2 separate regions of the Homo sapiens genome follow, and region 2 is linked to region 1. The links are chromatin contacts, found by Hi-C or POLR2A ChIA-PET in ENCODE. All regions are on one chromosome and are shown on one strand. Each heading gives the region's core, a stretch centred on a gene start or an enhancer-like site at or near the end of the contact. The rest is flanking DNA. Distances are from core to core; before and after follow the strand shown.

Region 1 (5,878 bases), core at 1,143-3,642:
TTGTCAGCACATGCTTGTCTGTCTGTGCCTGCTGGAAATCGTGGGTCAAAAATGTGATTTCCTTTTATTTTTTTTTTTGAGACCGAGTCTCACTCTGTCACCCAGGTTGGAGGGCAGTGGTGCAATCTTGGCTCATTGCAACCTCCGCCTCCCGGGTTCAAGCAATTCTCCTGTCTCAGCCTCCCAAGTAGCTGGGACTACAGGTGCGCACTACCACGCCCAGCTAATTTTTGTATTTTTAGTAGAGATGCAGTTTCACCATATTGGTCAGGCTGGTTTCAAACTCCTGACCTCAAGTGATCCAGCCGCTTCTGCCTCCCAAAGTGCTGGGATGACAGGCGTAAGCCACCGCGCCGGGCCAGAAATGTGATTTCAAATCCATACTTCACATCGGGGTGCATGCAGCTGCTCCCACATGTTCTTTCTCCCTAAGAGTATCCCTTCTTGTGGTTTGACCTTAGAACACTGTTTAGGGTCCAATTTGGGGGCCCATCTTGGGGTGGGAGGATCCTGAGAGGCCCCACACCAGCTGTCAGGCAGGGGACAGGACCAAAAGTTGGGTCTGTCACCTGGGAGCCTCTTTCCTGACTCTCAGGCAGCCTTTAAAGGCGACGCCTTCTGGGATTGAGGATCTCTAAGCTTCCTACCTGACTGGTTTGGAGTTTTCTAAGGAAGGAGGTGAATCAGCACAGTTTACCCCAGCAGTAACTGGCAATCTGGATTCTCCTTGTGGGCAGCAGCCCTGGTGGACTTACAACCGCTCTCTAAGCACTTGACAGAGGCCCTGGCTGGCATGACAGAACAGAAGACTTGCTTTGCTGTGTTCAGATCCTGAGATGGGAGCCCTCAGGCTGGGGCCTCTGAACAGCTAAGGATTCAGCATGAGGAGTGATCCTCAGGAGGATGCAGGGCCTGGGAAGCTAGTAGTTCTCCACAAGGCACAGTTGGCCAGAGGTGAACCAGAGGAACAGGTGGGGCCCACCCAGGACTCCACTGACTGTGCCCACCGTTTGGGGAAGGGAGAACACTGTGACTGTCGTGTGCGTACACGTCTGTCTCCTCCACCTCAGATTCCAAGCATCTCAAAGGCAGAGATCGCCTCTTGGTCACTTCTGTCCCCTTCCCTTACACACCGTAGGTACCTTATACATGGGATCGTGCCATTGCACTCCAGCCTGGGCAACAAGAAAAGGAGGGGCAGGAAGGCCCTGCCCTGAGATGGAGACAGAGAGAGACAAAGAAATGCCATCCTGCCCACAACAGAGGGGAGGCTAGGCCCTGTCCCTCAGTCTCATGACTGCCTGGGTCCTTAGTCCCTAACCTCCTGGGAACTGTCCCCCCTCTCACCCCCATACATCAGAGCTGAACTGGCCACTTGCCCTCTCTGTCTGAGTTAATGGCACTTTTCTTCTCCCAGGCAGAAACCCTGGAGTGATCCTTGTTTCTTGCTCATGTGGGTCAGGCCTGTGGCCATTCACACCTGGTCTCTGCCACCAGTTGTCCCTTCCTTTCTCTTCTCACTGCCACCTCCTAGTTCCCCTCATCTGCTATGCAGCAGCCTTGGAGTGGTTTTTCCTGCACCAAACCACTCCTCATGTCATTGAGTCAATCATATCACTTTCAACATGTCATTCCCCAGCTCAAAAGCACTTTTCTGATTATGAGAGAAAATCTAACCTGGGCATTTGATGCTGGTTACAATCGACTTTGATCTGGCCTTTCCGTAGACTTTCCTTGACTTACAGTCTCAGACACATTCCGAAATCCCACCTAAGCTTCAAAGCACAGCTCTAACCCCTCATCCTTGAGGGGCCGTGGGGCACCTCCCTGTCTGCCGCTTGAGGCCTCCACGCTCACTGGGTCACTCGGCCTGCACAGCCACTACTGCGGCTCATGTGCACAAGTCCAGGGGTCTCTCCCAGCTCGTGGAGGGAGGTGCTCAGGCTTGGACGCCAGCACTGGAAGGGCCGTGGAAAGGAATCGGCCAACCCTCCTGTTAAAAGACGTGGAAACAGGAGCGGAGGCTGTACAGCAAATCAAAGCCGGGGCTCGGATCCCCCCGTCCGGGGCGCAGCCCCGCTCCGCATTTCCCCGGGCCTCGCATCCCTTGGGTGGTCATAACGCGCGCGAACTGACCGGAGCAAGTGGGAAAGCAGGGGAAGCCAGGAGGGCAGGGCCAAGAAGGGGGAAGGCGTAGAACGAGCGCCGGGGTCGCCAGGGCCCGCACGCCCGGCAGGGCCCAGACTCACTTTGCCGAGAGCGTGTTGATGGAGCCGGTAACAAGCATGAGCCCGGCCAGGAACAGCTGGTACTTGGTCCAGGCCATGTCGGCGGACGCTGGGGTTCGCTCCAGTTAGCGGCGCCGGGCCCCGTCACCCGGGGTCTCCTGCGCGAGCGCTTCCGGGCCGGGCGTCACGTGACCCCTCCTGCTCGCCCCGCCCCCGGGGAGCGCGCCTGAGCCACGGTGCCCGCGCTCTGCCGAGTCGTCCTGGAGCGCTTTGGTGGCCACGCCGTGGCCCTGGCAAATCACGGCCCAGGCCTTCCAGTTTTTTTTTTCTTTTCTTCCTCACTCTCCCCCGCCTTTTTGGGTTTCTTTTTTCTATTTTTTTGAGAAGGAGTCTCACTCTGTCGCCCAGGCTGGAGTGCAATGGCATGATCTCGGCTCACTGCAATATCCGCCTCCTGGGTTCAAGCGATTCTCCTGCTTCAGCCTCCCGAGTAGCTCGGATTACAGGCGCCCTTCACCACGCCCGGCTAATTTTTTGTATTTTTAGTAGAGACAGGGCTTCACCATGTTGGCCAGGCTGGTCTCGAACTCCCGACCTCAGGTGATCCGCCCTCCTCCGCATCCCAAAGTATTGGGATTACAGGCGTGAACCACCGCGCCTGGCCTTGGTTTCTTATTTTTATCTTTGGGTCTTCCTATTTGTAAAAGGGGCGGATGGGACAGTGCAGTGAGGGTGCATCGTGGCTATTACAGCATTTTGTGAATCGTTTTGAGAGGTTGAGCTGGGCGGTGTCAGAAAGGAGCCCTGAAGTGGGCCTGCCGGGAGTTCCTTGGGGACCCTGTAGAGAGGAGATTCCCACGCTGGACGTTTCCACTTCGGGGCTCCTATCTGATACCGCCCACCTTGGGCACAGTTCATATCTTTCAGCAAAGTGGCGAAGGCATCTAGCTCCAGTTGCCGAGGACACCATTTTATAGCTGAGGACAGTAAATTCAGCGAAGCAGAGTGATTTGCTTAAGAACCTGCTGGTGAGCAGTGGGGTAGGGATTTGCGCTTGGGTTCTCCAGTCTCCAAAAATCCGTGCCTTCCGCATGGCCTCTGCACCAAGCCCTGCTTCACTGCTCCTTTGTGGACTTTCTGGTCGCAGCTGAGGCATCCAGGCAGAAAGACCATCCCTAGGTTTGTTTGAAGAGGGTGTTGACGAAGAGTCACACTCTAAAATATTTGAAGGGATTTATTCTGAGCCAAATATTTGTGACCATGGCCCGTGACACAGCCCTCAGGAGGTCCTGAGAACATGTGCCCAAAGTGGTCGGGGCGCAGCATTTTAGAAAGACACGAGACATCAATCAAATACATTTAAGAAATACATTGGTTTGGTCCAGAAAGGTAGGACAACTCAAAGCCGGGAGGAGGGGAGAGGGTGGGGCAGGAAACGGGAAAAATATCTATCTATGTTAATAGAGATTTTTGTTTTTTTTTGAGACGGAGTCTTGCTCTGTCGCCCAGGCTGGAGTGCAGTGGTGCGATCTCGGCTCACTGCAACCTCCACCTCCCGGATTCAATCAGTTCTCTGCCTCAGCCTCCCAAGTAGCTGGGACTACAGGTGCCTGCCACCACGCCTGGCTAAATTTTGTATTTCTAGTAGAGATGGGGGGGGTCTCACCATGTTGGCCAGGCTGGTCTTGAACTCCTGATCCACCTGCCTCGGCCTCCCAAAGTGCTGGGATTACAGGCGTGATCCGCCACGCCCGGCCGGTAATAGAGATTCTTTACAGATGCAAATTTTCCCCCACAAAAGACAGATTTGCAGGGCCATTTCAAGATATGGCAAAGAAAAATGTTTTGGGGTAAAATCTTTTGACTTTCTTCTTAGTCACATAATATTATGCCAGAGTCAGATTGGAAAGTAAGTCATGATATATAGGGTTAAATAAAACCCATCTGATGAGAATTTATGGTTTGTAGGGCATGACTCTCCAGACCTCTTAGGTAGGAATTTGGGCAAGGTAAAAAAAATCAGAGCTTAGTCCTCAAGGGGTTCTGGTGTTTAAAATCCTACTCTTGGCTGGGTGTGGTGGTTCACACCTATAATCCTAGCACTTTGGGAGGCTGAAGCGGGCTGATTGCTTGAGCTCAGGATTTCCAGACAAGCCTGGGCAACATGGCAAAACTCAGTCTCTACTAAAAATGCAAAAATTAGCTGAGTGTCATGACAAGTACCCATAATCCCAGCTACTCAGGAGGCTAAGTAGGAGGATCGCTTGAGTCCCTGGAGGTGGAGGTTGCAATGAACTGAGATCATGCCACTATACTCCGGCCTGGGTGGCAAAGTGACACCCTGTCTTAAAAAAAGAAAAAAAAAAGGCCAGGCGCGGTGGCTCGCACCTGTAATCCCAGCACTTTGGGAGGCTGAGGCAGGTGGATCACCTGAGGTCGGAATTCAAGATCAGCCTGACCAACATGGTGAAACCCCATCTCTACTAAAATACAAAAAATTAGCCAGGTGTGGGGGTGCATGCTTGTAATCTCAGCTACTCCGGAGGCTGAGGCAGGAGAATCGCTTGAACCTGGGAGATGGAAGTTGCAGTGAGCCAAGATCGAGCCATTGCACTCCAGCCTGGGCAACAAGCGCGAAAACTCCATCTCAAAAAAAAAAAAAAAAAGAAAGAAAAAGAAAAGAAAAAACTGCTCCTAATATGCCTTTCCCAGTGCTCTAGTCTGCACCCATGCCCTGTCACGCCAGCGACAAGATCCTTTTGTTACCAGAAAGGGGTTCTGATCCAGACCTCAAGAGAGGGTTCTTGGACCTGGCACCTTGCGGGGAATCCATAAAGTGAAAACAAGTTTATTAAGAAAGTAAAGGATAAAGAATGGCTACTCCATTGGCAGAGCAGCCCCGAGGGCTGCTGATTGGTTATTTTTATGGATATTTCTGGATTATATGCCAAACAAGGGGTGGATTATTCATGAGTTTTCTGGGAAAGGGGTGGGCAATTGCCAGAACTAAGTGTTCCTCCCCTTTTTAGACCATGTAGGTTAACTTCCAGTTGCTACCATGGCATCTGTAAACTGTCGCGCGCTGGTGCGAGTGTCTTTTAGCATGCTAATGCATTATAAATAGTGTATAACAAGCAGTGAGAAAAACCAGAGGTCACTTTTGTCGCCATCTTGGTTTTGGTGGGTTTTGGCCGGCTTCTTTACTGCATCCTGTTTTATCAGCAAGGTCTTTGTGACCTGTACCTTGTGCCCACTTCCTATCTCGACCTGTGACTTAGAATGCCTAACCTCCTGGGAATGCAGCCCAGTAGGTCTCAGCCTCGTTTTACCCAGCCCCTGTTCAAGATGGAGTTGCTCTGATTTAAATGTCTCTGACACTTTGGAAAACGACTTCAGACCGAGCCAACACACTTCCCCTATGCTGCAGATCTTGTTTCTGTGGTGAGAAAAGAACTTTTACCTGAGGAATGCGAGTCCTGTAAGTTATCAGGCCCAGAGAGACATTAAAATAAGACAGCAATCACGTCCTACTCCCACTTTGAGTTATGTATTTATGTCTTGAAACTGCTTGCTATTGCCACAGGTAGCTATAACCTAACAATGCTGCACTGGACACCATATCTTACATCCTATAGCACTGTACAGCCAAT
Region 2 (6,232 bases), core at 2,879-5,378, 290 kb before region 1:
CGAGAGTGCACATGGTGGTAGAGAAGCACAGCTTTGGCCCCATAGATGGCCGGGTGCAGGACGGCATCAGGCTTCAGGTACTGACGGTTCAGATTCACTCCACGTGAGTCTGTGCTGTAGGAAAACAAGGACTGAAGCAGGTTCTAGAGGACTGGGCCAGTGAAGGAGACACTAGTGTAGATGAAAAGGAGACCGTAGGAGACTGACTTATCAAATGAGAGGCTGAAGCTATGTTAGGAAAGAAAGAATTGAAGACAGGGCCTCTCTTTGATCTGCTGTCACCCTTACCATAGAACCCTAAGGAGCTTCCTCAGGGTAGCTGCCTCCACCCAGATGGGCCTGCAGTCATCCTAGTTTGGTTCCTTTCTGGGAGTGCCACTAGATATGATCTCATGCTTTCTCAGGAAGATGAGATGGGCTTGCCTTTATTAGGGTGCAAGAGGACTGGGAACACAGAAGCCAGAAGGCTGACAGAATTTCACTGAGATGCAGGGCATGAGGGGAAATGGGAACAGTCCAGACAGGCTGGGGAAGCCACTTACCGGTAGTGTCCCCGGACCACACCATCGGGGTTCAACATGGGAATCAGCTTAAAGACGAAGAGGCGACGGAGGGTTTGGGCCCGGGGATCATCAGGTCGGAGGATGAAGTCCAGAAAGCCATTGAAGACAAAGCTAGATGGAGTCTCCCCTGGGTGTACTCTACTGCTTAAGAAGAATATCTGAGGTAGAGAGGAGAGCAGACATTAAGTCAGTTACCCTGTAGTTCTACTTTGACAGTATATGGGGGGTGTCATGGATGAGGCAGGAATAGCCGCTGGATTTCCAGCTGGCTGAATCTGCAAGTGGAGCAGGGGCCATCACCCTTGCCGCACGCTGCGGGCGGAGGCCATGTCCAAGATGCCTAGAGATAACATAGTCTTTAGCTATAAACAGTACCTGGTGCTAGAGAAAAGCCAAAGAACTACCTTTATGCTATTTCCACTCACCCTCTTGCCTGCGAAACGGAATGGTCGAGGGGTGCTGGTATCAGGAAATAGCTGCTCTAGACGGGGCTCTCGATCTTCTCGAAGCCCATGGCAGGAAGTGATCGTCAGCAGATCTACACGAAGTCCATCCAGAGAATAGCAAAGGAGCTCCCGATGGTAATAGATGGTATCCAGGGGGCTACAGGGAAAAAAAAATTAAGCCAGGAGAAGTCCCTAAAGTCCTAGTAAGAGGTAGGCCTTGTCACCAGCCCAGGATCTGTAAAATCTGGTCCTTCACCCTAACCTTTGGGGCCTTATAGTCCCTCACAATGTTAAATGAGGCTAAGGATTTGAGTGGGTTTACATTGCCAGAATGAAGAGTACAGGACAGGGTGAACTTGTTGTTCCCCAGTTTGTGGCTTCCTAGAATAGATTACTTAATGTAGTCGGAGTTGTTCTCCGTGGGGGCAGATAAAAAAGGTATACTGAGTCACATAATGCTGGCTAAACTCTGGATAATTAATGGGAGCTGGGCTAGTAAGAGGTCTGAACTGGGCAGGTGAAAGAGTGGAGGGCAGGTGTCGATATGCTGAGATCAGGGTCATACAGAAACATAGTTTTCAAAGGTACCCAAAGTCCTGTCTGTACATTCTGTACAGAAAAAAGACGGATGAAAGTATGGTTCAGAGCTCTAAGAGCAAATTCCAGAAGTAGTGGAGGTGCTGTCTGATCCAGGACTGTGTGGCAGGAGTAAGAATGGGGCTGGCACCTGCTATGGGTAGGGTGGTTCTCCGGAAAGCGCTGGTCTAGCTGGTTTAGCAGTTCCTGGCAGTCACTGTAGGAGAAGGGGTAGCAGAAGGCGAAGAAGGTGGTGGCCCCACGGCCCTCCACGAAACGATGAACAAAGGATAACACAAACTGCGTCTCTGTCATCTGAAGAGCAGAGGAGGAAGAGGGAGGGGCAACATGCCATTGTCAGAACTGAGCTCCTACTGGGACCACCAGGAACTGACCTCACACCCTTATCACCTTTACCAACTTCCCTCCCTGTGACACTTTCTATATGAAAAGTGGCTCCTTCTAGGCTTCCTGAGGCAGGGGCTCATCTTGGACTCTAGCTAACACTGGAGAAAAAGCTGATACTTAAACCTGTTGTCCCACCTGCTTCATACTTGTATCAAGGAAAAAAAAACGCTTTACTTTCCTCTCTACTTTTAGCACCCAAGTCTTTCTTTCCTCCTCATGGAGAACTTACCTCAAAGGTGGGCCGGTCTCGAATGCGTTCCCAGCGTGGCCGGGTGGGCAGTGTGCGCACAAAGGGGGCCATGCCCTGGGAATACAGCTTGCTCTGCTTGTTCATGTTCATAATGTTGATCTTGATGAGTTTTCCTGGCATTCCTCCCCGGACGCTGAAGTAGAACCATGACCTGAGGACCAGAGTAAGAGAGAGGTCATTACGTGTGGAAGGGTTGGAGATATGGTCTGTGGGAGAGCCGGAGCCAGCCAAACTGGGAAAGGGCTATTTGGCAAGGAGAAAGGAGGGACGATGGGTCAGAAATGGACAGGGAGTATGCTGGGTATGAACAGATAAGTCAGAGGGCTAACTGAAGCATGGGTTTGGAGCCTTTTTCCACCCTCCATTTCGTTCCATATACCTGTTCCCATTCTCAAATTCCGTTTCAGCACAGTCTGGTCGGGTCCACACGTTGAATTCATAGTCAGGGGAAGAGGCAATGCCACTGGTCAGGGCTGACGCCCCACCTCCTACCCCTTCCCCATCACTGGACAAAGATTCCACCTTCTCCACGTGGGCTAGATTCCCTGAATCAAAGCGAGAACTGAACAGCAATCCCCCACAGCGCAGCTCCATGGTGGGGCTGGGAAAGCATCCTCCTGCCCCGCTCTGGCCCTGAGAGCTGGGGGAAAACAAGGGTTAGGTTAAGGAGGAAAGGGAAGACAAATCGAAGAGTTTTCTGGGTATCTCTTGATAAATAAGAGCTATTCTTAGGGAGTGCCCTATGAAACAAAAGGCTGTCTCCCTCTTAGAAAACATAGAAGTGGTCTTCCAGCAAAGGCCAAGAGAAAGCAGCATTCTGTACCCCAACACTAAGGGTTGTAAATGACCTAAAGGGACCCCATTTTACTTTAGCTTGGCTGTTCCCAAATAAAACTCAGTGGCTTAACTATGTTGAAAAACACTAAACTCTCAGCTGCTTTGCAGCCCAAAGATTAGAGAATATAATCAGAGAGGTCAGATTTTCCAAACCTAGCCAAGATACACTCACCACCATACATGGCCACCTTTAGAGATGGGCCGTTCTGGATCTCTGGCTCTGCACTCTCCAGCACAGAGCAGAGAGAGGAATCGAGGTTCTGAGTGTAAATGGGTAGTCCTCTCTCCAGCCTCTGTCCTCACAAGTACTGAGCGGACATTCTGGTGTTGCTCCCCTGAGCCCTGGAAGGGCTGGTTCTTCCTTTTTTGTTCCTACCTTATGCCTAGTATGGAGAAAAACTATAACAGTGGTGCCTCTGCCAAGCCAAAGGCTACTGGGCTCACCTAGCGACTGGAGCTCCCTTCCAGCCAGGGCATGGGTCTGTTTCCATCCCCCTCCGCCCCGTAAGCACTGCACCCTGAGAAAGCTACCCTAGTAGCTGTGGATGAGTAATGGGTGTTCTCAGCACCCCTAAAAGAGGTGGGCTGCTAGAGTCCCACTCGGGGGAAGGAGGCTGGCTTCTCCACCCTCGACTCGCGGGGAACCGTCACACCGAGCGGGCTTGCCCTGGGCAGGGTGGGACTGGGAGGCATGGAAGGGGTCGAGACGGGCTCCCGCGGCAGGGGATTAGGCAGGGAGGGCCTAGGAGTCAGAGGTGAGGCCACGGAGCTGGGCGGGGTCGGGACCGCGTAAGCCAGGTCGGGAGCGGGGTGCGGGGTGGCCTTCGAGGGGCTCGGGCTCAAGGGGCTGAGAGAAGGGGGCGGGGCCGGGGCTGGCGGGGCCGGGGCTGGCGGGGCCCGTAGTCCGCGCAGAGCCCCTCACCTCTCTCCGGGCCGGTGATCCCGCTCCCTCTCCCGCTAGCGAGGCCGCACCTTGGGCCCCGGCACCCGGGCCCTCCACCCGGGCCCCCAAAAACACCCGAGCGCCGCGGTGCCGGGACCCCGCTCTGCCAGGAAACAAGAAGTCTCTCGCCTATTGGCCGTGGCTGCAGCTGGCGACCCGCCCAGTAAAGCTCGCTACCATTGGTCAGCTCTCAGGGTTCCTCGCACGTTAGTGGGTACCTGAGCGAGTGTCGTTCGGGGACGATGGCGGGCAGGAGCGGCCGGAGGGTTCTAGCAGCGTCTTCCGGAAGACGGTTAACGGCCTGCCTGCCGGGAGGCGGGAAAGATAAAGCGGCAGAAACTGGGACTCAACTGCGAAATAAAAAGACATCGTGTGAAACTCCTTATCGCTTAACAGTCTTGTGTCTCTAAAATGAAACACGTAGCCCACTGCGCCGGGAATCCCTCCCGTTTTGTGTTCTGTAGTGTGACGGACGCAAAAGCTGAGTGGAGGATGCGGGCATCGATCCCGCTACCTCTCGCATGCTAAGCGAGCGCTCTACCATTTGAGCTAATCCCCCGCCTGCTGCTTAGTTCTTTCCCTTTGCCTTACAGGTTCACTGCACTGTTCACTGACCAGTGGATCAACCACAGTTCAGGACATTTATTTAGCAGAGTACAATACAGTGGCATCCATGTGCAAGATTCTAAAAATCAAGCATATAATCGTGTGCTTAAGCAGAAAACATTCTAAAACACGTTACCACATGTACATTGAACGCAGAAAGAGCGTTACCGTATACTACATACTACGGTGTTCCCTATGGACTGACGGCAGTACGAATGCTAAGTCACAGGAGGCCTCCAAGCCTTTCCCCTTATGGGATAATTGAATTAAATTGAGGTTAAAAATTACAGACGAAGTCCTTCGAGCCGGAATCGAACCAGCGACCTAAGGATTGCCACGCCCTATCCACTACAGTCCTCCGCTCTACCAACTGAGCTATCGAAGGCTCCGCTGCGATAAGATGCTGCTGATAGCCCTCTAATGCTTACCGCAACCTCATCCAGCCATGACCCCCGCTTTCTCCAGCTGAAGGAACCTGCCAGGGCAGGAGACCCATGGGACCTCACAGAGCTGAGAAAGCCGGAGACCCAAAGGCAAGGAAAAGAAGCTGCCCAAAGTCCGGGTTCTCAGGCCAGAACGGAGGCCACACCGGCCCTGAGCTTCCCGGCTTTTTAACAAAATGTTCCCAACACCCCGCGGTGGTTTCTCCTGGACCGCGAACGCCGAGCCCGCCGCCGCCTCCTGGAGCTCCGGGGCAGCGCTTGTGCCGCGGTACCTGCACTCACAGGGGCTTTGCGACCGCGACGCGCAAACCCTGCTCGAGAGCCGATGGGCCACTTTGGCTGCTCCTGCTCCACATTTCCCTTGGCTTCTCCGGACGTGCTCTCCTGACGCGAACGACATTCGCTCGGCCAATTAACTCAGGTTTTGTCAGGCTCTATTCGTCCTGACCAGTGCAAGAGAGACGGCGACCGCGGGGTGCTGCAGGCTTCGGCGCGGCGCATTATCGGGCTGTGCCGAACCCCCCGGGCCGCCCTGGGATCGCGGGCCTGGCGGCGTGGCCCGAGGGCTCGGGGAGAGGGCTACGCGCCAGGAGAGGGCGGCGGGGCTGCAGTACAGGCTTTCCTGCCCTCGGAAGCGCTCGCAAGCCTGGGGGATTCCCCTGCGGTAGACCTGGGATGGTGGGCGGCGCGCGGCCGGGTAGGTCCCTGCAGCCTCCGAGGCCCACGTGAGGTCGGGGTCGGGGCGGCTGTACAGTGCCCAGCACAGGCCACTGGCCTCCCTTGTGGGTCTTTGCACAGGTCCGCTTACTCTCGGAAATCTTGGGTTCCCCAGGGCCGGGGAAGGGTCTTCTGCCTGGTCTGGGGCCCCTCCCCCGACACTGTGGATGTCTAGGTGTCCCGGGTGGGGTCAAGGAGTGACCCCACGGGTTCCCCCATCTTTGTCCCTATCCAGCTCACACCTTCGCCTGTCTTTTGCATGTGTTTTTTCCACAACCTTTTGTTCACCGGGTTTTTAACAACAGAAATAAACCTAACCCCCAACTCCTCTGTGAAGCCCTGCTTGGTCGTCCTGTGGGGTGGGTGTGCCGGAAGACCTGGCCTCAATTTCCAGCTCTGGGCCAACGTCCTGTGCTACCTTGAGCCAACATCGCCCGCGAATC

The links. Hi-C counts contacts between places; a loop is a spot of excess contacts on that map. ChIA-PET counts read pairs that join two places held with the same protein, here RNA polymerase II (POLR2A). Pooled maps may share reads with other maps.
Region 2: a map of naive thymus-derived CD4-positive, alpha-beta T cell shows a loop between it and region 1 (8-fold over the local background). The contact joins the promoter of AGBL5 here to the promoter of SLC35F6 in region 1. A Hi-C loop is called at or near these places in 1 of 168 maps with a recorded cell type or tissue (naive thymus-derived CD4-positive, alpha-beta T cell) and 9 of 50 pooled maps. POLR2A ChIA-PET finds 5 or more read pairs at or near these places in 3 of 52 experiments (AG04449, MCF 10A and activated T-cell).

The regions. Positions count from the first base shown.
Region 1 is chr2:26,760,798-26,766,675 of GRCh38, reverse strand. It overlaps SLC35F6 (solute carrier family 35 member F6), which reads right to left and starts at 2,392. Exons shown (of 6, transcript NM_017877.4): 1 at 2,250-2,392. The coding sequence starts at 2,326. RefSeq lists a silencer at 2,216-2,525 and an enhancer at 2,536-2,735.
Region 2 is chr2:27,049,564-27,055,795 of GRCh38, reverse strand. AGBL5 (AGBL carboxypeptidase 5) reads right to left here and starts at 4,128. Exons shown (of 15, transcript NM_021831.6): 1 at 4,003-4,128; 2 at 2,623-2,883; 3 at 2,223-2,394; 4 at 1,737-1,900; 5 at 989-1,166; 6 at 543-721; 7 at 1-114. The coding sequence starts at 2,837. TRY-GTA2-1 (tRNA-Tyr (anticodon GTA) 2-1) reads right to left here and starts at 5,014; the gene lies at 4,926-5,014. TRA-AGC8-1 (tRNA-Ala (anticodon AGC) 8-1) reads right to left here and starts at 4,582; the gene lies at 4,510-4,582. AGBL5-AS1 (AGBL5 antisense RNA 1) reads left to right here and starts at 5,532. Exons shown (of 2, transcript NR_046730.1): 1 at 5,532-5,616; 2 at 5,792-6,113. RefSeq lists silencers at 3,628-3,677, 3,698-4,137, 4,541-4,835, 5,538-5,747 and enhancers at 3,874-4,373, 4,688-4,917, 5,088-5,377.